3 separate regions of the Homo sapiens genome follow, and regions 1 and 3 are each linked to region 2. Evidence: chromatin loops called from intact Hi-C (ENCODE). Cell type or tissue: mammary epithelial cell. All regions are shown on one strand. Links, peaks and the distances in the headings refer to the core of each region. The heading gives the core; the rest is flanking DNA.

What was found. A loop is a pair of places that touch in the nucleus more often than their neighbours do. Peaks named below come from ENCODE experiments on the same cell type or tissue, not always from the same donor. Only the 100,000 strongest peaks of a DNase experiment are listed, where the experiment ranks them.
Region 1: it touches region 2 in a loop (20-fold over the local background); 2 of 110 quality-filtered maps call a loop at or near these places.
Region 3: a loop joins it to region 2, with 8 times the contacts of the local background. A loop is called at or near these places in 5 of 110 quality-filtered maps.

The regions. Positions count from the first base shown.
Region 1 is chr14:49,301,087-49,312,308 of GRCh38, reverse strand. No RefSeq gene overlaps it. Among named protein-coding and RNA genes, the nearest start is that of RPS29, 280 kb to the left of the region's middle. In mammary epithelial cell, for the core only: a CTCF peak has its summit at 5,980 (motif pointing right); no DNase peak of the experiment used is centred there.
Region 2 is chr14:49,546,545-49,557,766 of GRCh38, reverse strand. LOC107984701 (a long non-coding RNA gene) reads left to right here and starts at 7,116. Exons shown (of 3, transcript XR_007064154.1): 1 at 7,116-7,918. It also overlaps the pseudogene RNA5SP384. RefSeq lists an enhancer at 3,373-3,958. In mammary epithelial cell, for the core only: a CTCF peak has its summit at 6,760; a DNase peak (open chromatin) is centred at 7,736.
Region 3 is chr14:49,493,985-49,505,206 of GRCh38, reverse strand. No RefSeq gene overlaps it. Among named protein-coding and RNA genes, the nearest start is that of RPS29, 87 kb to the left of the region's middle. In mammary epithelial cell, for the core only: a CTCF peak has its summit at 7,265 (motif pointing right); a DNase peak (open chromatin) is centred at 7,276.

The DNA.
Region 1 (11,222 bases), core at 3,958-8,957, 250 kb after region 2:
TCTCAGTGAACTCAGGCAGGTTCCTAAGCACAGTGTCTTTTCTTTTTTATAATGAGCTGTTTATTTAATGTGTTTTATAATTTTGCCAGGGACTGGTGTTCATGGTCCAAAAATTTGCAACAATGTTCGCCCACCTCTTCTGTTCCTTGAAGCCTTTACTGTGAACCTTCCAAGATTTCTGATGGTGGTTTGTGATCATAACTGAAAATGTGTTCAGTAGCCTGGGACCTAATTTGTCTGAACTTGAACTTCGAGTTATTTTGGTTTAATCAGCTTCTTTCTCATTGTGGGTTCTTGTTTGCCTCTTTGCTTCTGAAGTCTCTGATCCTCACAGCAGGCCCACCTGACTTTTCCTTACAGGGAAGGTAATATTATGCTGACTCTAGCACCATGTCCTGCGGCATTTAAGGAGATTCGGAGATGCAACATGAAGTCAGATTTGATGATAGACTTGCTCTGACTGGGTACCTGAGGGTCTCATTTCCTGTCTCCAGTCTCATTTCCTTGCACTTGATTTCCTGCTTTAGTAACTGGTCTAGGCCAGGTGCGGTGGCTCATGCCTGTAATCCTAGCACTTTGGGAGGCCAAGGCGAGTGGATCACCTGAGGTCAGGAGTTCGAGAGCAGGTTGGCCATCATGGTGAAACCCTGTCTCTATTAAAAATACAGAAAACTTAGCTGGGTGTGGTGGCGGTTCACATCAAGAAGATAACATCATCTGCAGAAACCCAGAAGGCTAGAACATGATATTGAAGACAGGTTAATCCCAGCTACTCAGGAGGTGAGGCAGGAGAATTGCTTGAATCCAGGAGGTGGAGGTTGCAGTGAGTTGAAATTGTGCCATTGCACTCCAGCCTGGGGGACAAGAGCAAAACTCCGTCTCAAGAAACAAAACAAAACAAAAAAACAAGCAAACAAAAAACTGGTCTAGCACTTTTACCGATAAATTATTTGGGCTCTATTTTCTTTTTGTAATTTTCTCCAAGTGTTGGAGCTCTGCTTCTCAAACTCAACTCCAGTGGTGTAGGAGCCTGGATATCTGCTGTCAGATCACCCCAAGGCTGGACTGCCCACTTGATTTACTCTCCCTATATCCTTACTTTATATATTTACTATAGCTAGATGTCACCTGCTTGTCTTCGTGATGTTAAGATATGATAAAGAGAATGAGGAAGCATTCATTTTCATGACAGAAATGTTGGCTGCATCAGGATAAGAGAGGAAAATATCACTGGAGAGTTTCACCATTCGAGCTTGTGTTTGAGTTGATGTTACTGAAAGGTTGCATGTTGGTTAACCATTAAAAAATTGACCAGCATGAGGCTCCTGATTGATTCTGATGATAACCGGGGTTGGGAGCCAAGTGTACGACAGGAACTTGGAAACTTGGAAGTGATGGCAACATGCTTGACAGGTACATTGTTGCTGGAGAGAGAGAGAGAGAGTGTGTGTGTGTGTGTGTGTGTGTGTGTGTGTGTGTGTGTATGTATGTGTGTGCATGCCTGTGTGCACACATGCATGTCCGTGGAAATAGCCACATACCCAACTGAGCATATGCAACTGAGAGAAGGTTATATACCAGGATTTATGGGAGGATAGGAAGAAAAGGTTGGTAATGCCATGTGAGGAACATGGATAAAAACCACTTTGAGGGGATTCTTTTAGGTGTAGGTAAGGTGTAGGATATAGTTTGTGCAGCTGGGTTCCTTGACCTTATATTTATCCCTATAAATGTAGACTATAGGGAAAAAGAGCCTTTTGAGATGCTAATGTCTCTGCTCATTCATTATGTTGTTTCCATGGCAGTGGAAGCCACACCCTCTGGAGACCTGCCACTCCTTATTGGGTCTCCTGGGTGCCATTCCTTAGCCTGCCTAGCTGGACTTCCTTCTGCAACCTGGTAACCTATCTTCAATATCATGTGCTGGCTTCCTGGGTTTCTGCACATGACCTTATCTTCTTGATGTGAAATTTTACTCCCATGTCCTTTAAAAATTAGATTTATGCCTTTTGGAATAAGAATTATCTTTCTGTTGTCATATTCCAGAAATTAATATGATGTCTGCATCATAGTTTTTCTGGGATATCCTTAATAACTTGAGAAAGGAATGATTAAGTATGTTCTATTTTAAAAAACCTTTATAAATATTTTGTGTCAATTGATTAAAAAATTAGGAGAAATTCTTTGTTAGGCTTTTCAATAGGTGATCATTTTGTCAGGCTAGGTAAAGCACAAATCGGATCCTGCCATTCTTTAGTTTGACACCCCTCAGTTGCATCCCGTCAATCTAAGAATATAGTGCACACTGCTCAGTGCTCTCTTCAGTCCTTTATTCCACCAAACCCTGCCTTGTTCTTCATGCTCAGTCCCTCCACACTCCCTTTACCTCACACATGCACTTGTCATTCCTCCTTCTGTACCTCTGTTCCTTTCCTCTGTCTGGATGTTCTGCTCCCCTTTCTTCGTCTGCTGAGTACTAGTTAACCTTCAAGATTGGGTTTAGGCATCACCTCCTCCAGGAGGGCTTCCCTGATTTTCCCCTTACTCCAGGCCAAATGGGCCAAATGGACCAAATGGACCAGGGCATCTAGTGAGACTGAATGAAGCACTCATTTCTTTGGGTTGGCTTGGCTGCGTGGTCTTCCTCTTTCCTCTATGGTAATGAAATCATTATAAGAAAAGCCCCAAGTAAGTAAAGGAAATAGTAATTAGAGGAGCAGCATCCCACAGTTTAGCTAGCTCCATCCATAGGTACTGTCAGGGAAAGAATTTCAGAGAGGTTTGAGCAGCACACAACACAAATGCAATCATGAGGGAAAGAATATTGATTTTGTGTATAAAAAGGGTAAAACAATCCTTCCAGGCTCAGCTGTGGTCAGTGTAGACAATCAACTGAATACATGTGTGTCCCCATTGCCTCACATGCCCTGCCTGATGCTACTGTGGCCTTGTGGGAAATCTGGAGGGAGAGTGTAGAGGGTGAGCAAGGTTACTGAGGCTGGCTGTGATGTATGACAGACTGGGGGATCCTGGAGGGCAAGCTCAGAATAGAATGGGAAACCACCTCATATTGGTTTCCAATATTCCTTTGTAAATATGTCACTATCACTCCCCACTACAGCCACTCTTTGTTGCAAATCCTTGCTTGGACTCTGCCATCGTCCTGGACCCCTTCTCTTCCCCATGCCAATTTCCTCTCCTGCTGTCTTTAAATTCTGGGCACTTCACACCCTCTCATTCTTTTGAGGTTGCCAGTGAAAAGCACAAAATTCCTTAATCTGTATCCCAGAGTAGAGTCCTATTTTTGCATAATCAGAAAAGATTATTAATTTTTTTTCACACAAAAGAGTTGATTTTACTGTTAACTTATGCAGGTACTTCAGAAACAATTGTACTAACTTAATTTTAAAAGCAAATTCTGTTTCCTTGGCCTACTAGAGTGTTTCTAGGGGTGGCAGCTGGGTGTAGGGAAAAACTCAAGAGGACTCTGTGGTATTGAAAGAACCTTGGTCTCTAAGTCAGAAGACATTGGTTTAAATGTTCATCCAGTGGTTTGTAGCTGTGTGATTGAGCCCTTAATTGTTATATGCTTTAGTTTTCTTATACTGGTTATACAATGGGGACCGTAATAACTGTCACTATCATGAATAAAGAAGATAATGCATGTTCAGGTGACTATTAGGACAGGGACTGGCTCAGACTAGGTGCTCAAAACTGTAATTTTTTTTTAAAGATGCTTCTAATTTCTGTGGTATTATTAGTCATTATTGCGGTAATGGTCTTATTTATCTTTTTTATCCTTTGGGTTTTATAGTCCCATACTGCAGCCAACCCTTAGCATTTTCCGGATTTCTAAATTTTGGCAGTCTAATTGTAAAGTTACATTTCATTGTTGTTTCAATTTTCATTTCACTGATAACTGTGGATCTGAGTGTCTGTTCATAAGCATGTTAGTCCTCTGGGGTTTCCTTCACTGTAAATTGCATTTTGTCATCCTTTACCTATTTTTCCTTTGAGATTGCTGTCTTTTTATTTTGGATTTAGGAATTTCTTAGACATTGTAGATATTACTCTAAAATGGGTAAAGTGCATACTGATGCTGTATAACTAAGCCCTCTCTGCCCCGAATACAAGAAACCCTCATACTGAGGCAGGAATATCATCGCCCCTATTCAGCCTGAAGAAGTTACGGAAGATGGATCTTCATCTTCCTACAACACTTAGGATTAAGGGTTCTCTTATAAAAGGGAGGGGAGAAATGTCGAAGGCATTTGAACCAGAGTGCCTCCATCTTAAATAGGGGCTGGGTAAAATAAGGCTGAGACCTACTGGGCTGCATTACCAGGAGGCTGGATGTTCTAAGTCACAGGATGAGATAGGCGGTCAGCACGAGATACAGGTCATGAAGACCTTGCTGATAAAACAGTTTGCAGCAAATAACCGGGCTAAAACCCTCCAAAACCAAGACGACAATGAGAGTGACCTTTGGTGGTCCTGACTGCTACACTCCCACCAGCGCCATGACAGTTTACAAATGCCATGGTAACATCAGGAAGTTACCCTATATGGTCTAAAAAGGGGGAGAAATCCTTAGCTCTGGGAATTGCCCACCCCTTTCCTGGAAAACTTATGAATAATCTACCCCTTATTTGGCATCTAATCAAGAAATAACCATAAAAATGGGCAACCAGCAGCCTATGGAGTAGCCATTCTTTTATTCCTTCACTTTCTTAATAAACTTGCTTTCACTTAAAAAAAAAATAAAATGGGTAAAGCATTATAAATATCTTCTCCTACTCTGTCAGTGCTCTGTTAATTTTGTCCGTAATATCGTTTGTGGAACTGAAAAGCTTAGCTTTGATGAAAACTCATTAGTCAATGTTTTGCCTTTTGGTTTGCGCTTTTGTATTTTGTTTAAGAAGTATTTCTCATCCTTAGGTCACATAGACATTCTACAGTTTCTTCTACTAGCTTTGCAGCTTTGACTTTTGCATTTAGGTAATGGGTCTTAGAGTCCACGTCAGGCTTTGCATGTGGTACTGGGACAGGGCTCCAGTTTTACTGTCTTCCTTATCATCTTCTTTGTATTTCTAGAATGTAACTGACACACAATAGTGTTCAGCAGCCAATTGAATGAAAGAGTTGAGATTTCCTCAGAGTTAGGGAAAGTAAATGTGTGTGTGTGTATGTAAATCCTGTGAAGGATATTTCCATTTGAAAGTAAATGTGTGTGTGTGTAAATCCTGTGAAGGATATTTCCGAGGGGAAGCATGGTTAGAACTGGAGGGCAGAATCCCTCCTCCCCTCCCCAGCGCAAACATTGATTTAGGGGCCATGTGTGAGGGGTTGGTATTGGGAGGATAGATTAAAGAAAATATTTATCTATTGATTGAAAATTACTCAAATATTCCCTTTTCTATTCAGTTTTACGTGAATCAGGATGCAATAAAGTCAAGGGCAATATTAAAAATATCTTAACAGCTGGCACTGAATAGGCACTCACTAATCAGGATGAATGCTTTAAGTGTGTAATACTGGTGTGATATGCTGAATATTAATTGTGGAAACTATGTGGTTGCTAGATATTATTAAATGATATATATATATACATATAAATGCTTTATGAACTAAAGACTTATACAAATGCTAGACACTACTGCTATTAGCTCTACTTGGCCACATAGAAATACAATTTAAAAATCCCCTCTTTTTTCTATATAATATTGATCTGGTTGCCATAATACAATCTATGAACCAGTAGATGAAATAAGTCAATTAATTACAAAAATTTCCTTTGATTTTCTTGAAAAATTCTCTGCCTCTCAGTGCAACCTGAAATCAGAGGGTTAAGCAACTTCAAAGGATGTTACCTGTTATCTGACCTATGACCCTATTGAAGTTTTATTTTAGAAAAGTTTGAGGGTAACTTTATAGGTCTTCAGTTGTAGAAAAACATTCCAGTAGGTGGAGCTCTTTCTCAATGTTTTTTCAGTTTTTAACCGTGGTAGGGACTCATTTCTTTTTCACCTTTCTTTTCTGCAATGGCTTAGTCATAACAGCACAGATACTTACAGCAGCATCTGAAATTAGCATCAAATATAGGCTATATATTTCTGTAAAATGAGTTTGGAACCCCCAAGTTGTTTAATGGAACAGCCATGGTTAATTTCCTTTTGAGACCTGATCAAACACCATAGGATTTTTTTTTTCTCCCTTTGATTATCTGCATCAAAGATCCAAAAATACCTACCTTTTACTATGAAGCTATGTCTAGGTCCAAGATCAAATAGTGCATGTTTTTATTCTCAATTCTAGTTATGCATACTAATGACTCAGCTCTTGTATGGTCTGTGTTGCTGTACACCTCCTACATATTAACAATTTTAAGTGTGGGGCTTAGAAGCTGCAAGTGTATATGATAATAAATATGAGCATAGCAAGAGGGTTCATTCTGGTCTGGGTAATTCATTTAGTACCATCTCTACAAGCCTCTCTACCAATCTGGAATTATACGTAGGTAACAGAATTAAAAGAAAGAAGTGTCTAGAGATGGTCACTTTAGAGGCGATATACAGAACTGTAAAATGGACATCTGAAATAATGAGCAATTCCAGAACTTAGCAGGACTTAAGTTTTTGCTAAAGCTAGTAAATGTATTTAGGAAACATCATCTGATCTCTTTGGAGAGCAGATATACTCTTTGGAGTATAGATTTTTTTTTTTTACTAATTTATTAGTAAACATTAAAAAACTTCAAATCCTACATATGGAAATCTATAGGAAAGTTATCACATTGTTCCTTCAGTGAAACTTTAGTTTTGTCCAGAAATAAAAAATAATTATAGCTGAAGTGTCCAGGAGCTGTGCTCACAAGTGTGAGAGCAGAAAAAAAATACATTTCTTTCTCACTTGTTCTGTTTTATTTCCTCCCTTTGCTGCTGTTTGACTTATGGGCAATACAGAAAGCACATCTAAAGAATGGAATATTTTTCTATGATTAGCCTTGAGGCATGGAAAGTGGACAGTAGTAATGCAATATGAGGGTGCGGTGGACCAGACGTGTCAGACTGTCTGCTAATGCCAAAGAGATGTCTAAAGAAATGAGAGATGGTGAGGGGTAGCTGCTGTTATAGTTCACTGAAATTTCTAAGTATTAGGCAGGAAGACTGGAGACTGCCCAGATAATTGTGTGGCTGCTGTCCTCTTATCATGCTTCAAGTCTAATTGTAGGAAATGCAAGTAAACTTAATTCAAAACATACTTACTAAGCATGCAATAAAAAATGTTAGGAGCAGGGCAAAGGAATTTGAATAAATATGATTTTGTTTTCATAGAGGAGACATACAGTTGGATCATTATAATTGAAAAATATCATAATAAATGTTATAATAAAGATGTATATGAAGGGCAATTTACACATTTCCCTGACCCTTGGTTTCTTCATATGCTGTTCTCTATTAATAAGCATCTACTATTGCCCAGCCAATATGACAGGGACTTTTGTCCAATATCTTAAAAATAATTTAATTTAATCACCACAGCTTACTATGAGGAGGATATTATTACCCATTGTTTACAGATGAGGTTTGGAGCAGTTAGGAAAGCAATGGCCCATTGATCACGTCTTGTTATGTATAATGTTCTTTTCCAGTGTCACATTCTGGGCCCTAGGGAGTCAGAAGCTTGAGTTAATATACTCAAGATACAGTAGAGCCTGCCCAAAGTTTTGAGGTCTCTAATCTCAGTGGAATTATTTAATGTAAAATTGTCCTTTTCCTTTAGTGAATTTATCAGAAGACCCATCAATAAACATATCAGAAGATATTTTCCTTTTGGATGTTACAATAATGTCATTGTATTGCTGTGGCAGGGAGAGATGAAAAAATCCATCAGGAATAAATGTCCTCTCCTTTTCTGCTTAGCCTGAAACTACTGCTTCCAGGGACAATCCAGCCCGTGGGAGCTCCCAGCCGAGGGGACTGCCTGCTGATTTTTTGGCACTTGTTCTCAGCGACAGCAGCTCAGAGGCGAGTGGGGGTGGCACTCTGTGATCACAGCTCCTTTTGGAAACCTATGTGGACTCTAACAACAGCTACTCCTCATTGTTTCCCATCTCCTTCAATGGTATATTGGTGTCTTGGTGAGCAGCCTTCATATTTCAGCACCACAGTGGAGGACAGCTCACAGCACTTTCCTTGTTGAGTTCTTCAAGGGCGAGTCTCTTAAGGAAAATGGGTTCACCAGGAAAGTGAGCCTGGGAAACTGATCTACTCTGAGGTTTCCTTCTAGCAGCTTTGAATCTCTGAGACAGGATATAGTTCTTCAGACTTCCTTTGCTCAGACTTAGGTCATATGCTCCTTTTGGGTTACTATAAAGTGCCTATAATTTCCTCTAGGCAGTGTTTGAACTAAAATTCCTCTTCATATGCCTCCTCAACAGGTCATGAAATCTGGGAGCAGCTTTGGAAATCTCATATTTCTCCAAACTGGGTACATAGAACTTAGCTTCCTTAGGGTCCCTGGGTTGGGTAAATATAAGTGGTCACGTTTTGATTCTTGGTGTGTGACTTTTAAGGTGTCTGCTCTCACTGACTTGGAGAACAAGAATAGAAACTGGCTTTCTTCTGGCACAGCTCTGGTTTGTCCTTCTGTCTCTTGTCTCCACCCAACCCCCATCAGCTTAGAGATTGGAAAGAGATGGCATTTTCTTAAGGATTAATCTGAAGCATCTTTGTTAATCCCCCCTCCCCTTCCTTCTTGTGGAAGACCTCCCTTTTTATCTGAATTTCTAGCTGAGGAAATAATTTTCATGTTATTTTCTTACATAGTATTTGCTAGAGACAACTTAGTAAACATCATGTGACTATTTCATGAATTTAACCCTTTTTATGCCAAGAATGATTTAACTCTATAACCGTCACAGGTTAAGCAAAATCCACAAAGTGACAATTGGCAGTTCCACACAGTGTTAGCTGTAGATCTTTATATAATTACACATTGTAAATCTCAAATGAATGAGGAGCTGTGTGTTGTGTTGCAAAAGAATAGCATTTTCCCTTAGGCAATTCTATTCAACTTCTACAGACCATTAAAGCTGGAGACTCTTGATGGGGTGTAGGGGGCATGCTTGCAAACACAGTCTCTCAGAGAGCATCATGAGCTCCAGGCTCTGTGGGCTTCAGAATCTGCTTTCCAAACTTTGGTTTTCAATTCATATCCAAATAAAAGAGGCATGTGCGTCTGCCTAAGGCAGAAAATAGATCATGGGAGATTAGGCGTTGTTTACTTGAGTCTTGTTTGTTTGAGAAAAGGTGACCTCAGTGGGTCCAACTGTATTCACACATTTGTCCAGTCTTAGAGTGAAGTTCCCTTTTTGGTAAAATAGAATTAGTGTCCCCAGGGAGCTTCAAGACAGAGCCCAATACAGACCTGTCTTCTGATAATACCGCAGTTTTCCAAGCCACTTATTTTATTAGAAATTAGTGCAAATTTTGGATTCTGCTGCATAGTATATCCTGGATTGCTTTAAAATGAGAATAGCGTTTAAGTTATGCACCTAGGACAATTGACACTTTACATGCCATGTTTATCTTGGAATTTTGCATATACTTTGACACATTAGAGGAACACAAACACAATTTGAGAGTGCAATCCTGGGCCAATCCTGAGTTGCATCCCTTGGTCTAAGCCACTGGGGGTTATTACCCAACTTGCATTGGTACTGTGAGCCACCCAACTCACCTCCTTACCCCCAACATGGACCATGTGAAAGTAGCACTTGTATGGTTCCTGAGCTTAGTTTTGAATCATTTCCTCTGACCCATCTCCAACTTGACATATTGATTGGCTCTCATTCCTGCTGGCTTTTGTTGAGTTATGTGTATTCCTAGTTAGGTCCTTGCTTCTGTCTCCCTTCCTGTGGTTACAAATGCTTCCCAAGATTGGTCTTTTTATCACTTGCCTTTCAGTCTTTCCTTTGCTTACCATTCTTCAGCCACCTGGGTTGCCCATCCTTGCCTCCAGGATGTTCTCTTTCAGCAGGGTTCACTCCCAGTAACTTCCTCTCCAGATTGCCTAATGCTCCATGAAGAGGGGTAAGGGTGGGTTCTCCTCTCTCAACAAGGACGTAGACACAGAGGCAAGAATTATTGTGTAATTGAGTAATGCTTTTTAGCCACAGTTTCTTTCAATATGTCCTGGAGCATTGAACTAGACTAACTTTTCTATCATTTTTCCAATTAGAATACTTTTCTCAATCAAACATTAGTCTGTAATAGTTTTAAATTACCATGCATGATTCACAGTGATTTAATATTCACAAAATTCCTGCCATCTTAATATGCTCTGGAATGGGAGGTTGATTGGGAAGTCAGTTCATGAGTGGAAGAGAGCAATTTAAAATTGTTAGAACATTTCACGAATCTTAGCTCTTGGTGGGAATGGTTTGGTGCCTGCTTAATATAGAAGAATCTGAAATTGCTGGGCAATGAAATTTCAATCAGGGGCTCTGTATCTGAGGGAAACTCTCCAACGAATAGACCGTGAGCTTTCACATCACTCTATTCCTTTGAGAAATCTTTTTTTTTGGGGGGGTATTTTGTGCACATTTCCAGCCAACATTTAACTAGACCTACAGTTGCAACAAACTCCGCAGTGATCTACTCTCTCAATTTCATACCTGAGTCCCTCTGTGTTTTCAGGTCTTCAAGAAACAGAAAAGTGTACAATCTACAACAGTTTTGACACGAACAAAGTTCATTTCCCAAACTGTGGAATAATTATTTATTTCTCTGAAAATTTGAGCCTTTCTTGTATTATGTTGGGTATCAGCAGTACAGAGTTGTTTACATGGCACCTGGGAATCTAAGTGTGGGTGAATAGGTGAGGTTTTCTTTGGCTGGCTTATGTCTAAACACTTTGATCTTAGTGTTATTTTAAGTTTAACTCCATGAAGTTTAAGATTTCCACTGAGCTTGATACTGAGGAAAAGGTAGATTCTCATGGATTTGAAAACTAGAGGGCTTGTTCCTCTGTGGGCTCTGAGACATGAATCCCTAACTTAAAACAAAGTTGTTTCATTGGCAGTTAATCTCCATCTGGTATATTAGGACATAGCCAGATACCTGGTAGAGGTATTCCTACCTTTGGTAAAATTGCAAAATAGATGAGGGTGCTCACAAAAGAAACTATCACCAGAGTGAGCAGGCAACCTACAGAATGGG
Region 2 (11,222 bases), core at 3,691-8,690:
GCTCTGTCGCCAGGCTGGAGTGCAGTGGCGCGATCTCGGCTCACTGCAACCTCCACCTCCTGGGTTCAAGCGATTCTCCTGCTTCAGCCTCCCGAGTAGCTGGGACTACAGGCGTGCACCAGCATGCCCAGCTAATTTTTGTATTTTTAGTAGAGACAGGTTTCACCATGTTGGCCAGGATAGTCTTGATCTCTAGACCTCATGATCCACCCGTCTTGGCCTTCCAAAGTGCTGGGATTATAGGTGGGAGCCACTGCGCCCGGCCAGTTATATGTTTTATATAAAATAAGTGTAGAATATAATAACAATAATAACTACCATTTATTGAGGATTTACTATGCATCTGTTCCTGCCAAAGACTTTAAAATTCTCACAAAACCTCTGCGAGGGAATTATTATTAGTTTCATTTAACACATAAGGAAATTTGGGATCCAGAGAAGTTAGGTCAATTACTTCTACAGTGCTACAATAAAAGGTAGAGTTGGGCTTTGAATTCAGGCTGTCTGACTTCAAAGTTCAAGGTCTTAATTACACTGCCTGTAACAATGCACAAAGGGATGTTAAATAAATTGAGTATTTTTTTTCTGAATTTTGTCTCAGTTTTTGGGAAACTCTGGTTACTGTATTGTTGTATGAATGGTCATGGTCATGTCTTTGTTAAGTAAGGAGTATGCTTTTGGAATATTCTTATTTAAGGTAAAGGGAAGTAATCATTGTGCTTAGTACATTGTCTACAATGTGATATTTGAGGTTCCTGACTCTTCTGGGAAAAGCCATGATTCATCCAAGCTGGTTTAATTAGAAAACTGGGAAATCAAAGGGATCCCTGAGCCTAGATGTGACCCCTTCAATGACACTCAGGCTATGAGGCTCAGACCTGAGGCTGAAAGCCTGGCTGGATTGCCGTGTCGCCCCCTCTTTTATTTATTTATTTGTTTGTTTGTTTATTTTATTTTATTTTGAGATGGAATCTCACTCTGTCTCCCAGGCCGGAGTGCGGCGTTGTGATCTTGGCTCACTGCTACCTCTGCCTCCCAAGTTCAAGGGATTCTCCTGCCTCCGGGCCCTGAGTAGCTGGGATTACAGGCATGCACCACCACGCCTGGCTAGTTTTTGTATTTTTATGGTGGAGACGAGATTTCTCCATATTGGCCAGGCTGGTCTCAAACTCCTGACCTCAGGTGATCTGCCCGCCTCACCCTCCCAAAGTGCTGGGATTACAGGCATGAACCACTGTGCCTGGCCTGTTTGTTTATTAAGACAGGGTCTCACTCTGTGGTCCAGGCTGGAGTGCAGTGGCAAGATCATGGCTCACTGCAACCTCAACCTCCCAGACTCATGTGATCCTCCTACCTCAGCCTCTCAAGTAGCTGGAACTATAGGTGTGCATCACTACATTTGATTAATTAATTAATTAATTATTTAAATTTTTTATAGAGACAGCATTTTGTAGAGATGTTGCCAGGGCTGGTCTCAAACTCCTGGGCCAAGAGATCCCCCCGCCTCGGCCTCCCATTGTATTGAAATTACAGGTGTGAGCCACTGCACTTGGCTGTCCCTTCTCTTAAACTGAGTCTGGGGACTTTAGAGAAACCCAGTGGAATATCTAGCCCTTTGTTCTCTTGCTACCTGATTTCCACTCCTCTCCTAAGCTGGCTGGTAAGAAAATAAGGTCTCTTAGAGGATAATTTAAAAAAAAATGGGGCTGGGTGTGGTGGCTCACACCTGTAACCCCAGCACTTTGGGAGGCTGAGGCTGGCAGATCACGAGGTCAGGAGATTGAGACCATCCTGGCTAACACAGTGAAACCCCATCTCTACTAAAAATACAAAAAAATTGGCCAGGTGTGGTGGTGGGTGCCTGTAGTCCCAGCTACTCGGGAGGCTGAGGCAGGAGAGTGGCGTGAACCTGGGAGGCAGAGCTTGCAGTGAGCCGAGATAGCACTACTGCACTACTGCTCTCCAGCCTGGGTGACAGAGCGAGACTCCGTCTCAAAAAAAAAAAAAAAAAAGGTAAATTCGTGACTTTCTTACAGGCATAACTCATTAATTGATGAGGGAACCGGAAAGATTTGACAGCTATTTCAAAGAGGAACTTGAAAGAGTAGAAACAAAAATAGGCGGTGAAATAAATTTACAAATGAATGTAAAACTGGTTTTTCCTACTGACAAAGATTCTTTATTTGACCAAACTTTAGTCAGGTTCTTGAAACTTCTCCTAGGCCTATTTATGCACCTGTAAAATCCAATTTTAGCAAGAACTCTGGTAAGACATTTTAACGAAAACCCCCTACTCTCAATGTCTGATCATCTTTGACCTTTGATCCTCCATCATCCCCCAGGTGATGTCTGATCACCCTGGCCTGTCTTCAGCAAGACTCCTGTTAGGTGGGTTTATGCAGAATCTCCTTTACCCTTGATGTTTCCTCCTAGTAATTTTCCATCCACTGACCTCCACCCTGGTTCTTGGCTGTAAATTTTCACTTGCCCATGCTGTATTTGGAGTTGGGCACAATCTCTCTCCCTCATTACAAAATCCTGTTTTAGTGGTCCCTATACTTATCTCAATGGTTCTGAATAAAGTGTGCCTTACCATGCTTTAACAAGTATCATTGAATAATTTTTTCTTTCTTTCTTTTTTTTTTTTTTTTTTTCTGTTGAGATGGAGTCTTGCTCTGTTACCCAGGCTGGAGTGCAGTGGCACGATCTCGACTCACTGCAAACTTTGCCTCCCGAGTTCAAGTGATTCTTCTGCCTCAGCCCCCTGAGTAGCAGGGATTACAGGCACCCACTATCACACTTAGCTAATTTTTGTTTTTTTAGTAGACAAGGGGTTTGCCAAGTTGACCAGGCTGGTCTTGAGCCCCTGACCTCAGGGGATCTGCCCGCCTCAGCCTCCCAAAGTGTTGGGATTACAGGCATGAGCCACTGTGTCTGGCCATAATTTTTTCTTTCTTTTTTTTTTTTTCTGAGACAGAGTCTCCCTCTGTCACCCAGGCTGAAGTGCAGTGGCACGATCTTGGCTCACTGCAAGCTCCGCCTCCTGGGTTCATGCCATTCTCCTGCCTCAGCCTCCCAAGTAGCTGGGACTACAGGCGCCCGCCACCATGCTGGGCTAATTTTTTGTATTTTTAGTAGAGACGGGGTTTAACCGTGTTAGCCGGGATGGTCTCGATCTCCTGACCTCGTGATCTGGCCCCCTCGGCCTCCCAAAGTGCTGGGGTTACAGGCGTGAGCCACTGCACCCAGCCTGTAATTTTTTCTTTAACACTACAGGTGGAGGGAAATCAGTGTTTCCTCCAAGCAGTCAGAATCTACTTGCATGTCTGTAGACAAGAATTTTTGCTTTGCTATCAGTTATTTACAGAGTTATGAGTAGGCCAGAGATAATAAAACCTAATAGTGAAGCAGCATCATCCATCTGGGGTAATACCTGAAGTACCTCATGCCAAGGAAATCAAGGATGCAGACACACAAAGAGTGAGTTTAAGAGTGGAAGTTTAATAGGCAAAAGAGAAAAGCTCCCTCATGCAGAGGGAGGCGGTTCTGAGTGGATGTCCTGGTTTGTAGTAAGAGGTGGTTGGTTTTATAGATGAGTTTGAAGAGATGGTGTCTAATTTACATAGGGTGCAAAGGATTGGTTGGACCAGGTGTGCCATTTACATTGTGCCCTAATCTTTCACCACCCTAATCCTTTATTATGCAGATAGGTTCTCTACCTGGCCAGCACCATGTTGCCTGCTTCTTTACTGCATACATAGTGACAAAGAAAAGGGAAGATGGAGCCTCCGTGTTGAACATACCTGGCTTCCAGGTATCCCTTTTCTATTTGCACAGCTGCCGGCATTTACCTATGCAGCTTCCAGCTTGCTTACCTGTCTGCAGCTTGATTTTTCAGGCTGCTGTTTGTTAGAAAAGAAATGATTTTGGGGCTGATTTTTATTAAAAGGCAAATCTTGCTGAGGACTCTCTTACCCTCACTATCTGCCTAAATAATTTTTTTCTAGCTCCTGTATCAATAGAATCAGATAAGCCAGGAGAGAGTACTAGAAACAATACATTTTTTTTCCCATTGAAATGTTGATTTAAAAAAACCAAACTCTGGAAAATATTTAAAGAGGTTTATTGTGAGCCAATATGAGTGACCATGGCCCAGGAACAGCCTTAAGAGGTTCTGAGAAAGTTTGCCCAGAATGGTTGGGTTACAGGTTGGTTTTATACATTTGAAGGAGAAAGAAATTATAGCTGAAATTATAAATCAATACATGCAGTGTGTACATTGGTTCAGCACACAGAGGTGAGATATCTTGAAGAGGAGGAACTTACAGATCATAGTTGGATTCAAAGATTTTCTAATTGGCAATTGGTTGAAGAATTAAGCTTTGTCTAAAGACTATAGAAAGAAATGCTTTAGTTAAGATAAAGGGGGTTTAGGGGACTAGGTTCTTTTTATTTTCTTTTCATGACTCAGCAGAAGAGACCAAGGTTCCTGCTATGTAGATGAAGCCTCCAGGTAACAGCCTTCAGAGAGAATAGACAGTAAATGTCTCTTTTTGAATCATGAAAGGTGTCAGACTCTTAGTTAATCTCTTCTATATCCAGGAAAGGCCTGACTATATTAATAAAGATTCTCTAAGATGCAAATTTCCCCTATGAAAGACAGCTTTTCAGGGCCATTTCAAAATATGTCAAATAAATATATTTGGGGGTAACATATTTTCATTTTCTTCAGGGTCTGCTCTCTGTCATGTGATGCTATACCAGAGTCAGGTTGGAATTTGGTATCTTATTGCCACAAAGAGTCTGTTTTGTCAGTCTTATGATCACTGTTTTAATGTTAATGCTTGTCAGTTGTGCCTAAACTCCAAAAGGGAGGAGGGTGTAATGAGGCATATCTAACCTCCTTTCTGGTCATGGCTGGGAGGTCAGGTTTTCAGGTTTCTCTGTGGCTCCCTTGACTCAGACGGAGTCTGTTCAGTTGGTGCAGGGGCTTAGGATTTCATTTTTTGTTTACAGAAAATGCTCAGCTATCTTTTTGGTTCATTCTTCCCATCTGAGTATTAACGACGCCTGACCCTGCTTATCTTCTGAGATCAGATGAGATTGGTGTGTTCAGGATGGTATGGCTGTAGACTTTTTGGTCCATTTCTTTTTTTTTTTTTTTTTTGAGACAGAGTCTCGCTCGTCGCCCAGGCTGGAGTGCAGTGGCGCAATCTCGGCTCACTGCAAGCTCTGCCTCCCAGGTTCATACCATTCTCCTGCCTCAGCCTCCTGAGTAGCTGGGACTACAGGCACCCGCCACTGCGCCTGTCTAATTTTTTGTATTTTTAGTACAGACGGGGTTTCACCGTGTTAGCCAGGATGGTCTCGATCTGCTGACCTCGTGATCCACCTGCCTCGGCCTCCCAAAGTGCTGGGATTACAGGCGTGAGCCACTGCGCCCAGCCTGTCCATTTCTAGGTCTTTCACATTTTTTTCTGACAAATCACATTGTATATCTGATCACTTTATAATTGTTTCTTGCATTACAATTGCTCACTGAAAACTGCTGATGGCATAGGAAGCATACCTTTTTCCTACTCATTTTAAACTGAAAACATCTTAGAATTAGGTGTCTTAACAGAAAGAAATGTGTGTGTGTGTGTGTGTGTGTGTATGTGTGTGTGTTGTGTAGTGGGGCCACTCTGGAAAAACACAGTAGAACACCAAGACCTCCAGGGCAACCGAGTACAAATCCTTTAATCACAAAGGAGCAATTTCATAGGAAAAGATTCAGGTCCCATGTGGTATGAGAATAACCTTGTCTCTATTTGCCACTCATGTGTTCACACTCTGCTGGCAACAGAGTCCCCTACCCTGAGGGAGATGAGGACATTTATTTCCAGATATTGATGACTCTAATCAAGGACAGCGTTTGTTTTTTTAAAAATTTAGTTGGAGGGATCTCACTATGTTGCCCAGGCTGGGCTCAAACTCTTGGACTCAAATGATCCTCCCATCTTAGCCTCCTGAGTAGCTTGGACTACAGATGTGCACCACCATGGCCGGCTCTAAGGACTGTGATTTCATATGGTCTCAAACCCAGGTTCAGGCCAAAAATAGAGATTTTTCTTCATTTCCTAAGGGATATGTTACTATTGTCTAGGAACAATAATAATTTTTAGTAGAGATGGGTTTACCTTGCTCAGCAGGCTGGTCTTGAACTTTTGGCCTCAAGTGATCTGCCGCCTCAGCCCCCCAAAGTGCTAGGATTACGGGCATGGGCCACTGCACTTAACCCTGGAACAGTAATATTTCTATAATAAACACTATTCTGGGTAACTTAAGGGTATGTCCCATGACATACACAGACGACTAGAAAAAGCTTTCTCTTTTCATCTAAATTGATAAGATTTAGTCAAACGACAGATGGATGAATGCTCAGTGATTTATCTGTTGGCCTTTCACGTTAACTTTACACAGTTTAAGTCCAAAATCTGCATTCCAGATACTTGAAAAGAAAGAACACTGTTCAGTTGACCTTTATTTAACAAGAAGAAATTTCAGCTGGCTCAGGGGTTTCTTACAACGTTGTAGATTGACATTTCATACAAGGAGGAGACATGATGATTACTGTTATTGTCGTGTGTGTGTGTGTGTGTGTGTGTGATCATTGAACATTTAAGTAATCTAAACCAAGGCATTTTAAACCAAAGCAGTGCTTATCCCTAATATACCCCAGGAGTATCTCATGAACAGCTATATAGGCTTAGGAAGCTAGATGGCAGAGTAATCACACAGTTAAAAGGCTTTATATGCAGTTGCAGGGAAAAACTAAGCTTTTCTTCAATTAAAAAAAAGAAGACATTCCTGCTTACCTGTCTGAATGGTAAAAAAAGGTAGTCTAATATGATGATTTAAAAGGAACAATTTTTAAGGTTAAAAAATCAGAAAAATTTCCCTTATGTCAGAGATTTGATAATAATAACCAACTTCATGCATTAGCGTTCTTTAAAAGAGTAATGGAGTGCATTTAGAGGCGTGGACTTGGCAGCAGCCTGAATGAGTAGTCTCTCTTAAACCTTTCTAATGATTAGCCTGTTACTTAAGTTTCTACCTATTATATTTCTTTCTTTTCTTTGCGGCTCTCATCTGTAAAGTATGTATCAATACTTTACATTATGATGATCAGGAATAAATCCAAATGACTTGAAAGTACCTAAGATAATTGATGAAAAGGTTATGCAACCAGGGGGAAAATATAATAAGTTAATAGGTACCTAGAGATCAGGAGTTTGAACTACCAAGCTTCAGATTCTCAGTCCTGTGACCTTGGCCAGGTTGTGTAACTTCTTAAATCACTGCTTTTTTTATTAGTAAAAATGAGGATCATAATAGTACCATGTCATAGACTTGTCATGGTTATTGTGAAGATTGACCACCATTATGTTGTAATATAATAAGAAATATATATTTAGTCTCTGCCATTTGATCCCGGCACACAGCTCCTAAATCCCTTGAAATCCCTTAAGTGGTAAGTGTCTTTTTGTATGCTAATGACATGACTGGTGGCCCGGGCTCTCAGCCTTAGGAGTGGGGGTGCTGGTTGCCAGGGATACCAACCATGTGATTAGAGCCTTGGGGCTTTCAACCTCACCCCTCAACTTTTAGATAGGGGAAAGAAGCTGAAGGTTAGGTTGATCTTCACTGGTCAATGATTCAATGAATCGTGCCTATGCAATGAAGCCTTCATAAAAACCCAGAATGACTCAGCTTGGGGAGCTTCTGGATAGCTGAACATGTGCAGATGCCTGAAGCCTGGCTCGCCCAAAAGGGCATGAAAGCTCTACGCCCCTCCCCTGCACCTTGACCAATTCATCTCTTCCATCCAGCAGTCCATCTGTATCCTTTGAATATCCTTTATAATAAGTGGGTAAATGTAAGTAAGGTGTTTCTTTGAGTTCTGTGAGCTGCTGTAGCAAATTAATCGAACCCTGGGAGGAAGTCATGGGAACCCTGATTTACAGCCTTTTGGGCAGAAGCACAGGTCACAACCTGGGGCCTGCAATTGGCATCTGAAGTGGGAGGCAGTCTTGTGAGAGGAGCCCTTAACCTGTGGGGCCTGATGCTATCTCCAGGTTGATAGCATCAGAGTTGAATTGAATTAAAGGGCATTTATTTGGTGTCTGCTGGAACACTGATTGCTTGATGTGTGGGAAGAAATCCCCAAACACCTGGTGTCAGAATGTTTTGTTGAGTCTATGAGAAAAGGAAAAACACTTCTTTTTTTTTTCTCTATCTCTAAGAACCACAGTTCCTGGTGTGTAGAGAATAGTCTGTACGTGATAGTTATTGCTACTACTGCATTTTGTTTATGTAACTTTGCACTTAAGTATACACATTTCTTTAAATCCTCACAACATTTTATCAGGTAAGTATTATTGTCTTCATTTACCTATGGTTGAGACTAGGTCAGACGGGTCATCAGCTTGAAGTGGGAGCCTGGAACTCATCCAGACCCAACTCCATGTCCAGAGCTCTTCCCAGCCACCATTCTGCTTTCCAAAAACAAGAAAAACTGCAAATGAAGAACCTTGGGTTCTTTTTGAAATGCAAGCAATTCTAAACTCTCCAAGAAGTAAAACCTCTTAAGGCAAGACAAGGTAGAAAAAGATGTCCACTAGCAAACCATTCAGAGAGCTGGGGGTCTGTAGGATTAGGGAATACTTATGATTCAGGTGCACAGTATGAACTGCCTGGAGGAGTGGGCAGAGCGTGGCTCAGTCCAGGATCTTGGTGAGCCTGCTATAAGGTCTTTGAAGGCAGATATCATCATCTTTGTACTCCCTGTCTTACTGCTTGGCACAGTAGGTGCCTCATAAGTGTTTGTTGACCTGTACGTACTAATACCCTATGAAAAAACTTCTATTATAATAACTATGTTGGGATGGTGTAAAAATTACTAATGTGAGAGTGTATTAGTCTGTTTTCACACTGCTGATAAAGACATACTTGAGACTGGGCAATTTACAAAAGAAAGAGGTTTATTGGACTTATAGTTCCACATGGCTGGGGAAGCTTCACAATCATTGTGGAAGTCAAGGAGCAGCAAGTCATGCCTTACATGGATGGCAGCAGGCCAAAAGAGAGCTTGTGCAGGAAAACTCCCCCTTATAATAACCATCAGATTTTGTGAGACTTACTATCACAAGAATAGCTTGGGAAAGACCTGCCTCCATGATTCAGTTGCCTTTCACTGGGTCCCTCCCACAACACGTGGGAATTCAAGATGAGATTTGGGTGGGGACACAGCCAAACCATATCAGGGAGTATTCACGGACATTGCATCCCCTATCCTGGAGCCCATTGAAAGAATTCTGCAGGGGCCAGCCCTAGTTTCCTATTGCCTTCTCTGCTGGTAAGTTTTCCTCTCTCTCTCTCTCTCTCTCTTTCTCTCTCTGTGTGTGTGTGTGTGTGTGTTGGACAGTTATAAATTAGACCCCCGTATTTTTCTGCTCAGGCTGCCATAACAGAATACTACAGACAGAGTAGCTTAAACAATAGAAGTTTATTTTCTTATAGTTCTGGAGGCTACCAGTCTAATATCAATGTGCTGGTCGAGTTGGTTTCTGGTGAGAGTTCTCTTCCTGGCTTGCAGATGGCTGCCTTCTCGTTGTGTCCTCATAGTGCCTTTGTGTACATGTATTTCCAGTGTCTCTTCCTTTACTTTTTTTTTTTTTTGAGACAGAGTCTTGCTCTGTCACCTAGGCTAGAGTGCAGTGGTGTGATCTTGGTTCACTGCAACCTCTGCCTCCCGGGCTCAAGCTATTCTCATGCCTCAGCCTCCTGAGTAGCTGGGACTACAGGCATGTGCCACCACGCCTAAGTTTTGTATTTTTAATAGAGATAGCTTTCACCATGTTGGCCAGCCTGTTCTCGAACTCCTGACCTCAGGTGATCTGCCTGCCTTAGCCTCCCAGAGTGCTGGGATTACAGGCATGAGCCACCATGCCTGATCTTCTCTTTCTTTCTTTTTTGAGACGGAGTCTTACTCTGTCGCCCAGGCTGGAGTGCAGTGGCACGATGTCAGCTCACTGCAAGCTCCGCTTCCCGGGCCATTCTCCTGCCTCAGCCTCCCGAGTAGCTGGGACTACAGGCGCCTGCCACCACGCCTGGCTAATTTTTTGTATTTTAAGTAGAGATGGGGTTTCACCATGTTAGCCAGGATGGTCTTTATCTCCTGACCTCGTGATCTGCCTGCCTCGGCCTCCCAAAGTACTGGGATTACAGGTGTGAGCCACTGTTTCTGGCCCTTTTTTTTTTTTTTAAATAAGGACACAAGTTCTATTGAATTAAGCCTCCTTCCTTACAACCTTATTTAATCTTAATTACCTCCTTAAAAGCCCTATCTCCAAATACAGTCACATGGGGGGTTAAGGCTTTAATATGTGGATGGTGGAGGGGGAGCACAGTTCAGTCCATATCAACTCCCTTCAATGCTAATTGACATGTGTGGAGAAAATCTCTTCAAAAATTATTCTGACTACTAACCACTGTACTTTGACTGTGGCACAGTTCCAGGGCAGGCCCATGTGGTTTGCTAGTGCTCACCTTTTTCTACCTTGTCTAGCCTTAAGATGTTTCACTTCTTGGAGGGTTTAGAGTTGCTTGCAGTTCAAGTCTATACCTTACTAGAGTCACAAAGTGTCCTAAGTAGCAGAGCTGCCTTTGTGCATACCAGCACAGCTGGAGAAAGCTATCCTGGAACACAAATTCTCTTTGGCTTTGAAGTTAACAGTTGGTTGACTCACTTTGGAGTCTCATCCTTCACTGGTGTTTTTGATTCCCTCATACCCAAATAAAACCCAGAAAGGGTGGTTTGGCACGGTCTGCATTTGTTGATTGTTTAGTCAATATGTGAACTGCATTTACCTTTTAAACCTCAGTCTCTAATTGCAGGAAAAAAGGCTTTTTAAGAATCAGCAAGTTGGTGGGGAGAGATTTCTTTGGGTAGGGATCCTTGCAATCATCCTAGGCCCCCTTTAATATTGGCCTTGGGAATAGCCCTGATTTAGTCTCTTTGGATAGGGCCAGGAGGAGAGGCGAAGGAGTATGTGGTCTTTCCAGAGGGCGTCCTCAGTTTGTAGGGGCTGCTGAAATCTATTCCTGGGTCCTGGGAAGCCCTGCCCTGGCACCTATGATGTGGTGGGACATCTCTTTCTCCTGACTGCCCCTTCTTGCTG
Region 3 (11,222 bases), core at 4,820-9,819, 54 kb after region 2:
TAAGCCTTGTCGCTAGTTGAAGCACAGAGGAGTGGGAGAGATAGGAAGAAAACCAACAAGGCAGAGACTCGGATGTTTTACTCTGTTGGCAACAGAGTAAAGGGCATATTCTGCAAAGGACACTAATGCTTCCAGTCCTTTCCCACTTTAGCATTTTTTGAGAACTACAAGGATACATGATTAACCCAAGTGAATTCCATGTGTTGAAAACTAGAAATAAATTTGTTAAACTCAGCTGTTGAGATTGAAGAATTTGGTAATTTTAGACATACCCAGTCTCTCTTTACTTAAGAACAGAGATAGTGATTCAGCCCAGCCTAATGTAGCTGAAGGTGTTCAATCACATTTATTGAAAACCTTTGTGCCAGGCACTTTACATGTATCTTAAAGATGACTTAGGCTGGGCATCGTGGGTCATGCCTGTAATCCCAGCACTTTGGGAGGCCGAGGTGGATTACTTGAGCTCAGGAGTTCAAGACCAGTCTGGACAACATGGCAAAACCCTGTCTCTACAAAAAAAATACAAAAATTAGCCAGGTGTGGTGGCACGTGCCTGTAGTCCCAGCTACTTGGGGGGCTGAGATGGGAGGATCGCTTAAGTCTGGGAGGTTGAGGCTGCAGTGAGCCATGTTTCTGCCACTGCACTCAAGCCTGGGTGAGAAAGCGGAACCCTATCTTAAAACAAACAAAAAAGATGATATATCTACAAAGTAAAAAGTCTGAGGTTTAAATTTTTGAATAAATATTCTACTCAGGTGTACATGGAACAAATGATTTTGGAGTGATTGTGAATGGTAGTTTTTGCCTCAAGATGGCACTCACGTTGCTCATGGCCCTTGTTTCAATGTTCTGTGTTTGATAAAATTTATAGTACTCTATAAGTTATTTCACAATTTATGGACTTATTTTCCATGTAGTTTTGACAATCCTATTGCATGTCTTTCAATTCCAAGAATTATGTCCCCTTCTGGGCTTGGCAGGATATTACTTTGTCAGTGGGCTGGCAGTGGAAGTTGGGGGCCCTGGTTCCCTCTTTACATAACCTGTATCCCTGATGATATGCATTTACTAGAGATTCTCTGTCCAAGCAATTGTTGTCTTCTAAAGAGATCATAAGATTGATGACACACATTTATTTTTCTGCTGTCGTTGCCTAAAACAGAGAAAATTCTTCTTAGTCTGCCTCCAGAACTAGTATTACGAACCATAAACATTTAAAAATTTGGTCTCATTGCTTTATGGTCATTTTGAATGAAAAAGAAAAGTAGTTTTAACAAGCTTTGTTGCCCACATTATTTATTGGCTTTAACTGGGAATTCTATTTAGCTGTTCTCAATCATCAACTTCTTTCTTTAAAGGAAAAAAATTCCCATTACTTAGGATAGACAAAAGGATATAGTACAAGCCTTGAAGGTAATCGTAAGAATGTCCACAATGTTTTGTGCATCAGCATGTACTATTGTTGGAATAAGGATATAAGCACATGAAGGGGCTACTTTGAACATCGTGGGTTTGTTAAACAGCACAACTCTGCTGTGAATGAGAAGGCACGCGTGCATAACATAAATCAGAGGTGTGTCACAGAGCAAAGTGTCAAGGCCAGGAAGCAAGTACGATGGGTGGAATTACTGTCTTTGGTTTTAGTAAACTCTGGCTTTGGGAGAGGGATACATGGAGGGAGAAGATGGAGCAGAGAAGAAACAATTGTCTCTTAGGGTTAAGACTATCCAGGTATAGCTATGATGGTTCATCACCATAACTGCAAATTTGTACATACGAGCAGTGTTCATATTTGCAGTTTTTTTTTTTTTTTTTGAGACAGAGTTGCTCTCACCCAGGCTGGAGTGCAGTTCAGTGGTGTGATCTTGGCTCACTGCAACCTCCGCCTCCCGGGTTCAAGCGATTCTCCTGCCTCAGCCTCTTGAGTATCTGGGAATACAGGCACATGCCACCGCACCTGGCTAATTTTTGTATTTTTAGTAGAAACAGTGTTTGGCCATGTTGCCCAGGCTGGTCTTGAACTCCTGTCCTAAAGCGATCCGCCCATCTCAGCCTCTCAGAGTGCTGGGATTACAGGCGTGAGCTACCACACCCCTCACAGTGTTTCTATTTGAATTTAGTAAAATTGATTGAAGAATTTGAATGAGAGGAGCTATTTTGCCCCATAGCAAAACTGATTGACCTTGGCTCACTGCAACCTCCACCTCCTAGGTTCAAGTGATTCTCCTGCCTCAGCCTCCTGAGTAGCTGGGATTGCAGGTGTGTGCCACCACGCCTGGCTAATTTTTTCTATTTTTTAGTAGAGACGGGTTTCACCATGTTGACCAGGCTGGTGTCGAACTCCTGACCTCAGGTGATCGGCCTGCCTTGGCCTCCCAAAGTGCTGGGATTACAGGCGTGAGCTACCGTGCCCAGTTATTTTTATTTCTTTATCTCTAAAATAAATGAATCTCAGGCAGAAATGTGGATTGAAAAGAAAGAAATGTAAGTTCCACCTTCTCAGGAAGGTTTCTCAGAAACCTCCTAGCTATATAGATACACAGTTAACAAAGAATGCTGACCACTTGGGATAGCAAGAAGTCTTTGAATCTGAGAGGAAAAACTTCACATTTAGAAAGCATTTCTGATTAATAAGACAAAGACATCTCTTTTCTCTGTATCTTCAGGTACTACTAGACAATTATACAACATAACTAGTCTTGTTGAAAAACTACATTAGAAAAATTGAAATTTGTATTAAAATAATTTTAGATTCACATGCAAGAAATAAGATAGATCCCAGTGTGCACTTTGTCTGGTTTCTGTCAAAGGTATCATTTTGCAAAACAATAACACAACTAGGATATTGACATTGACACAATCTAGCTGGTTTCATTCAGATTTTCCCATCTTTGCTTTTACTTGTTTCTGTCTGTATGTGTATTTAGTTCCAAGCATTCTTTCACTACTTTAACCAGTTTAAAGTGTGTGATTTTGTGGTCTTAGTATATTCACAATGTTGTGCAATGATCACTACTATCTCATTCTGTTCCCATACAATTTTAGCACGTGTGTAGGTTTGTGTATCCACCAGAGGTCAAGAAACCGAACATGTCTGTCATCACAAGGATTCCTTGTGGTGTTGCCCTTTATACATTTACCGTCTTCCTTCCCCTTTCTATTCCTAACTCGGGCCACTGTTGATCATTACAGCATTTTTGTTGTTGTTTTTTAATTCTTAGCACGTGAAATCTGAATGACTACTCTATCAAGAAAAATCATGTAAGCTCTGGCTTTGTGATTCTTAGCCACATACCCATCTGAGAACGCTAAGCACTGGGTCTGGGGAGGGCATTTTAATTGGAGCATTTGTTTTTCATTGGGTCTAGTTATTCAGATGTCTTTGCCTTCATTGTTTTCTGTCTCCTGCTAAGTACCACGGAGGCTGCAAATCACCCTTCTAGGCTGTATGAAATGGTGTAGGGTAAACGCACCTGATAGCAATAATTTAATCACACCCTTAGCATAACCTTGTATGGCAGATGCACCTGAATGTGTGCTCCTGAGCTAGGGAATCTGGGAGTGGCCAATTTGGAGATTCCTTCCGTTTCTATGATTAACATCTGAGTACCCCCGACCCCCACCTCTGTCCTGTCCCGTGGAACACAGGCCATAAAGGGGATTGAGGCCCTGAGGTTTGGGTTAAAGGAAGGTTGCCAGGTGGAGGTTGTTAGGGGGAGGGTGTTAAGTGAAAATGCTATAGAAACTGCATGCTGTTTGCAGGTGGTTGCATATGCCCGGTTCCAACTATTAGAAAGTTCAGCCGCAGACTTCCTTCTACCTGTGGCGTTCTCCCCCGACTCCTCTGGCCGCCCTCCCAAAGGATCCCTGTGGTGCCAGGCAGGAATGTCCTGCTTGGGGACCCAGTGAACTCCCAGGGCATTTCCCGCTGCTTCCTGTACCCCTGTATTTCTCTCGACTGTCTAAATGGACTCAGCCCCAGGTAAGGTTGGAAACTTCTCTCGCAAACTAGACCTTCATTCTCCCCAGTGGAAGTGTGTGTTTCGGAAAGGAGGGTCTTCCTTTCCCACTTCCACAGTTTGTGCACTCACAGTATTTGGGGTGTCTCCCAGGTCCTGCAGGAGCAGTCCCCTTATTTCAGAGGGTCTGTGGGTCCTCTTGGGATTCCTGGTTTGTTCTTGCAGTTGTTCTGGAGCTAAAATTCACAATGCAAGCGTCTGCATGCTGCTCCGTCCATTTGAGTTGGAGCTGCAATCTAGTCCTGCCTTCTATCTGCCATGATGATTGCCGGAATCGTGAGCCAATTGTTAAACACAGCCTTCATTAAAAAGTAAATTATAGAAACTTCTAGTCAAATAAATTATATTTAGAACAAAAGGTCATAAATACTTAAAACTCATCACTTTCTAATTATTCTATTACATTTTTCTGTTATCCATATTCATAAGGCTTATATGAACCTTATTATTTGTGTGCCCACTGAAATTCATGTTGAAATTGAATTCCCCATGTGTAATGGGTCTTCGAGAGCTAATTAGGTCATGAGGATGGAGACCTTATGAATGACATTAGTGCCTTTATAAGAAGAAGCTAGAGTGCTAGCTAGCTCTCTTTCCAGCACGTAAGGATACAAGGAGAACTTGGCAGTCTGCAACCTGGAAGAGGCCCTCACCAGAACCCGACCCTGCTGTCACCCTGATCTCGGATTTCCAGCCTCTGGAACTGTGAGAAATAAATTTCTGCTGTTTATAATCCTCCCAGTCTATGATGCTTTGTTGTAGCAGCCTGAACTGCCCAAGGTTATTTACTGTATTGTCGACTCTGTATGGTGGAATTACTATATAATGGTGTGCTATTGTACATCTCTTCTCAACTCCAGAGGTCAGTGACTTCGCATTGACAGCTTAAAATCAGCCTTGGTAGGAGGGCTTATATTACAGAAATCAGCAAATGTTACAAATCACGCCTTCTCCCTCAACACCCCGTTCACTGAGTCAGACACACTACTCTTAAATAGCTCCTCCTCGCAATAGGGTCCCTCGCTATCTCTCCAGTGTCATTTCATTCTAGTCTCTTCTGCATTGAAATGTATATTCCTGTGGACTGGATGAATGACTTGGCATATCCTTGGTGTGGGTGTTATTTCATGCCCCGTGTCTTCATTTCAAAGGTCCTTCTTTTCCTTGTCTACTTAAATGATTTGTTTTCAAAATCTACCTTAGAGGCCATCTCTGCTGAAGTCTTGCCTCCTTTTTCCAGAATAAACCTTTTTCTCTTTTCAACCAGCTCCGAATTATGTACTTTTTTTTTTTTCCTTTTGAGACAGAGTTTCGCTCTTGTTGCCCAGGCTGGAATACAATGGCGCAATCTTAGCTCACTGCAACCTCCACCTACCAGGTTCAAGCAATTATCCTGTCTCAGCCTCCGGAGTAGCTGGGATTACAGACATGTGCTACCATGCCTGGCTAATTTTGTGTTTTTAGTAGAGACAGGGTTTCTCCTTGTTGGTCAGGCTGGTCTCAAACTCCCGACCTCAGGTGATCTGCCTGCCTTGGCCTCCCAAAGTGCTGGGATTACAGGTGTGAGCCACTGCGCCTGGCTGTGTACTTACTTTTATTTTTGTACCTTCCCCACATTGAGCTGTGATAATTGTGTTTGCAAACTTTTTCCTGCTACATATGGTTGTTGTCTATGAAGATGCATCTTTGTATTCTCAGTGTCTGAATCAGTGCCTGGTGTATATAGCAGGCATACCTTCTTAGAGATGTCTGGAAAGAGTCTAATAAGTAAATAAGCTAACATAGGGACTGTTATGGGCTGAACTCTGCTCCCCTCAAATTCATATGTTGAAGTCCTAACCCTCAGTACCTCAGAATGTGACTGTATTTGGAGAAAGGGCATTTAAAGCAGTAGTTAAAATAACATGAGGTCATATGCATGGGCCCTAATCCAATATAACTGGTATCCTTATAAGAAGAGATTGGGACACAGACACATACAGAGGGAAGACTGTGTGAAGAAGACAGCCATCTACAAGCCAAGGCATATGAGGCTTCAGAAGAAGTCAATCCTGCAGACAACTTGATCTAAACTGCTAGCCTCCAAAATCATGGGAAAATAAATTTCTGTTGGTTTAGGCTGGGCGTGGTGGCTTAGGTCTGTAATCCCAGCACCTTGGGAGGCCGAGGTGGGTGGATCACCTGAGGTCAGGAGTTCGAGACCAGCCTGGCCAATGTGGTGAAACCCTGTCTCTACTTAAAAAAAAAAAAAATACAAAATTTACCCAGATGTGGTGGTGAGTACCTGTAATCCCAGCTATTCAGGAAGCTGAGGCAGGAGAATCGCTTGAGCCCGGGAAGCAGAGGTTGCAGTGAGCCAAGATTGCACCATTGCACTCCAGCCTGGGTGACAGAGCGAAACTCCGTCTCAAAACAAAACAAAACAGTACCCAAAAAACTGTTGGTTAAGCTACCCAGTCTCTGGTACTTCGTGATGGCAGCCCTAGCAAACGAATACAGAGACCATATATAGAGAAGAGGTGTACGAGAGTGGCAATAGCGCATGGTGCGCAGCCTGCGGAGTCTGGTAAACCTTGGCCAAACCCTAGGTATGCCACTTGCAAGTGTATAACCATGGTAAGCTTACTTAAATTCTCTAAACTCATGTTTATTATAAGTAAAATGAGGATAAAAACATCTCAGGATAATCTAGGCTATTTTATTTATTTAACACCATTTACTATATGCCATGCTCTGCTCTAAGCATTTTATAAATATTAAGTGAGAATTAAACAGGAATTATGTAATGTGTTTAGCACAGTGTCTAGAACATAGTAACTGTACAACAAGCATCTGTCATTATCCATATGAGCTCTATATGAAATACTTTTGGGAAAAATTCACAAATATTTCTCTAGAAAATTAAGACTGTTGTTTAGCAACCACCATGGTCTCTAATAGTTAAAGCACAGTATGTTAACCATGGATAATTCTGTCAGTATTTTTCTAGAAATAATTTTTCTATTAAATATGTAATTTAAAAAGGCTTGCTGAATTTTGAAGTGCCAACTTTATAACGTCTCAGATCATTTCAATGTGAATGCATATTTAAAATACTAATATAAATCAATGGAACTATAATTGGATTTGGAAAAATGTCTACATATGTACTTTAGCACTTCATAAAGGAAGGCTCTTCCGCGCCACACAATGACATGCGTTCTTAACTCGTTAACAAAAAATTGTGTGCAGTTCCATATATAGACACTAGGTGACACTCTAGTAAGGCAAACTCAGGCTTCCCTACTGAAAATAAGTCTGGGTTCTGCTGGTAAAGTTTGGTCACTGAGCTGATTCTCTCATTTAGTAGTAAGATGTTCAACCTGCTAAGCGTGAGAAATGGAGAAGAAATTATTTATTCAGATACTCTAAAACAGACATTACAAGTAGCAATCTTGGAACCCCTATGAATACGGGACTTAATGGGGCACCATATTTTGTAGGGTAGACCTAGAACATAAGAAATTATCAAGAACTTTGGTGGAAGTGGGTAGCACTCAATTCTGTTTCGAACATTTTAAGCTCAGTACTTATCGATAAGTCTTTAAAGTAATTTTTCTCATTTCCACTTTGTGCTTCCACATTCTACTGATGCTCTTTGGATAGAGTGGGTACAGAAACAGTGGGAGAGAGAACACGTAGGAATGCAGTCAGGGAAATTTTCTTTTCACCCACACACACTTCAGCATAATTTAGCGTTGTGTATTGCAAATTGCTGCGTAGGTTTAGGAGACCTGGGTCCTGATCAGCTCGCCTATGGAGTTGTGGTGTGTCTTAGGGACCTCAAGTCCTTAGGCAGATGAGAGAGGTGTTTATTTCTACTTTCCTTCTCTTTCCCACTGATCCATCGCCCATGGCTACTCTTCCCTCTCATTCTCTGCTACTTCTTACATGTGCCTCAGCCTTTGTCTTCTGCTGTCAAAAGGAATAAACTGTTTGATTTTTACTAATGGTCATGGAAAAATTGTTATGTAGTCTAAAGATGTGAAAGGAGAATAAGGAAACCATACTAAGGTAATCAAACTAGTTCTTAGTTTTTTTTTTTAGCAATGTTGCTGTGGTAGGATTTCATTCAGGGTGAGAAAGACTTTGCGGGATCCTTGAATTTTGATATTCAAAATGAATTTGCAGGCCAGTCATGGTAGCTCATGGCTGTAATCCCAGCACTTTGGGAGGCTGTGGTAGGTGGGTCACTTGAGCTAAGGAGTTTGAGACCATCCTGGGAAACACGACAAAACTTTGTCCTTACAGAAAATAAAAAAAAAATTTAGTTGGGTGCAGTGGTGCATGCCTGTAGTCCCAGCAACTCAGAAGGCTGAGGTGGGAGGACGACTTGAGCCCAGGAGGTTGAGGCAGCAGTGACCTGTCGTGGTGCCGTTGCATTCCAGCCTGGGCAACAGAGTGAAACCCTGTCTCAAAAAACAAAAACCAAAACAAATAAACCAGAAAAACATTTGCCTTGCTGGCAGGAGGACATATTCTATTCTGTCTTCTCATCCTTTCTTCACATCTTATGTAGTCCACTGAGGATGTGGAGTCTATTTTTACCTTCATTGTTATTTAATCATCCATCCAACCGTCCGTCCATGCATCCCTCCCTCCCTCCCCCTCTCTCTGGCTTCTTTCTCTTAGCTGGCAAACATGCCTCAGTGTACTTTATACAACCACTGTGCCAGGTGAGATCTTATTGAATCAAAGATGAGTCTTCTGATTTTTTCTTTTTAACTTTATACTCTAACTTCTAAGTATTACAAAGAAATTTCATTTCCTCATCAATTTAACCACCAAAAGACATAGGACACTCATTTTTCCAGAACCAAAAGAAAAAAAGAAAAATATATAGATGTGCATATATTATAAAGAAGAGTTTCAGATTATGTAAACAGCACTGAAACCCATTGGCCAAATTCCTACTCCTTTCTGGCTTGGGAGGCTTGAAGTGGCCATGTATGCCTTGCCCTGCCGGCCATCTCCCCCAGTCCTGAGCTAGATTTGAGTCTGGGGAGAGTTTCCATGCTCTCCAAGTAGAAATGTAACTTGGAAGACAGGAGTTGGATTACAGCAAATAGGATAGCTTCATAGCTTTCCTGGTCATCACTTCTGAACTGCCTCTACCCCCACCCCCACCCCCACCTAGCTTATGAAGCTTTAATTTCAAGATTCCATGAAGTTTTGCTGTTCTTTAGTTATCAAGAGGAGATGGGACTCAGTAATGTTCAGGTGACAAAAGTGTGACCCAGCTTCATGCCTAACCTATGGGTTTTGGTTATAGTAGGCAACTGTGGCAGTTTTCTCTCCTCTTAGTTTAAGTGGGTCCTTGCAATATTTTGAGCAGTTGAGCCACAGTTTTTTATTTTTATTTATTTATTATTTATTGAGATGGAGTCTTGCTCTGTCCCCCAAGTTGGAGTGAGATCTTGGCTCACTGCAACCTCCACCTCCTGGGCTCAAGTGATTCTCATGCCTTAGCCTCATGAGTAGCTGGCATTACAGGCGTGTGTCACCAACACCCAGCTAATTTTTGTATTTTGGTAGAGATGGGGGCCTCGTCAAGTTGGCCAGGCTGGTCTCGAACTCCTGTCCTCAAGTGATCTGCCTGCCTCAGCCTCCCAAAGTGCTGGGATTACAGGCGTGAGCCACTGCCCCCGGCCAAGCCACAGTTTTTGGTCAAGGCATTGAGTTTGTTAATATGCAAATCTTTAACTTGAGAAAGTTATCTTCATTATCACCTGTTACGAGAGGTTAATTGATCTGAAAAACTTGCTGTCAGAGAACAAGGTCCTGGGAGAAACACAGCTCAGGAGGTAAGTTTTGACAGAGAAGGGGAGAATCTTCTGGGCTTCGGTTCTTGCTTAGGAAGAAGGCAGGCTCAGAAAGGAAACTGGATAAGGACCCTGAGGGCCTAGTACATGAAGTGGGTGCAGTAAATGCTGACAGAGAGATAGATGGGCATCAAAGACAAATCACAGCTGTCCCACAGTTCCGCTTGGCTCCACCCCAGGGATGCTTGGCCACGGTTTGGCTGGGCAAATGCACTGTCTGCAGCACAGGCCTCTGGATTCCCTTGCTTGTCCATGTTCCCCATAAACCTCATATCTCTTTTGGTCCCTGCCTTGAATTCCAGCAATAACAGTTTATTTGTGCTTTTGAACGGTTTGTGTACACTGCCTCATAATTTAGATGCTGTGACAGAGCTGAGGCAGGGACTCAGCTGTGCAAGGCAGCCATGGGGACTCCAGAGATGCCTTTGAGTGTGAGTGCTTGGGTCACATCAGACTCTGCAGCTTCATCTCAGGCCTTCCGACTTGAGTCATTTCACACGCGATTTCTTCCAATGAGCCCAAACTCCCATTCACCAGGTTATTTTTCTTTTGTGATTCTATCTCTTGCAGTTCTGAGGCTCATTTGGTCCTGGGGCTCTTGGCTGGCCAAGACTTCTCCTGGGAGGGAAGGGAGAGTTTAATTAGAAAAAGATATCTTGCTTATGGTGGTGATTACCATACTTTATCAAGGGGCTCAGTCTTGACCCCATTTTTAGTGCTTTGCTGGAGAAGCCAGTCATCAAATTCCTGTTGCTGATAGAAGCTTCCTTACTGCTGTTCCATGGTTGGAAATGGAAAAGCACCTCTCTCCCCACCTCCATCCCTTTAGCTAAATGAAACAGTTCTGTGAAAAGGCTTTGCACAAGGCTTTAAAACCACTCCACAGTGCTTTAGGTAAGGTCAGAGAGAGTTTTTAGTGAAGATTTTATTAGCCCAAACTTTGAGGCTTTTATTGCCTTTACTGGGAAATAGAATCACATCCTCTCTGGGTGCCTCTACGGTTAAGGCTGTTGAAGTGCATAGAGCCAGGGGCTCAGAATGCCTTCTTCTGATTAAATGTGGTTAGCTGAAGGCCAAACATTTGTAAGAGTTGCAATTTGTATGTTTAAAGAGTAAGCTTGGGTTGCACAGGATAGAGCTTCGGGTCTGGGGATCTGGGAACTGCACATCACAGGTCCTACCTAAATCTTGCTTCTGTGACTTAGAGGTCATGTGCTCTGGCCTTGGCCCTGGCACCCCCCCCCGCTCCCCCCTCCCCCCTTTTTTAAGGCCACTGTTTCAAAGGAAATGGCCTGGCTGCCCATTGGCCCAAACAGAACTCCTCAAAGGGCAGCCTAACTTC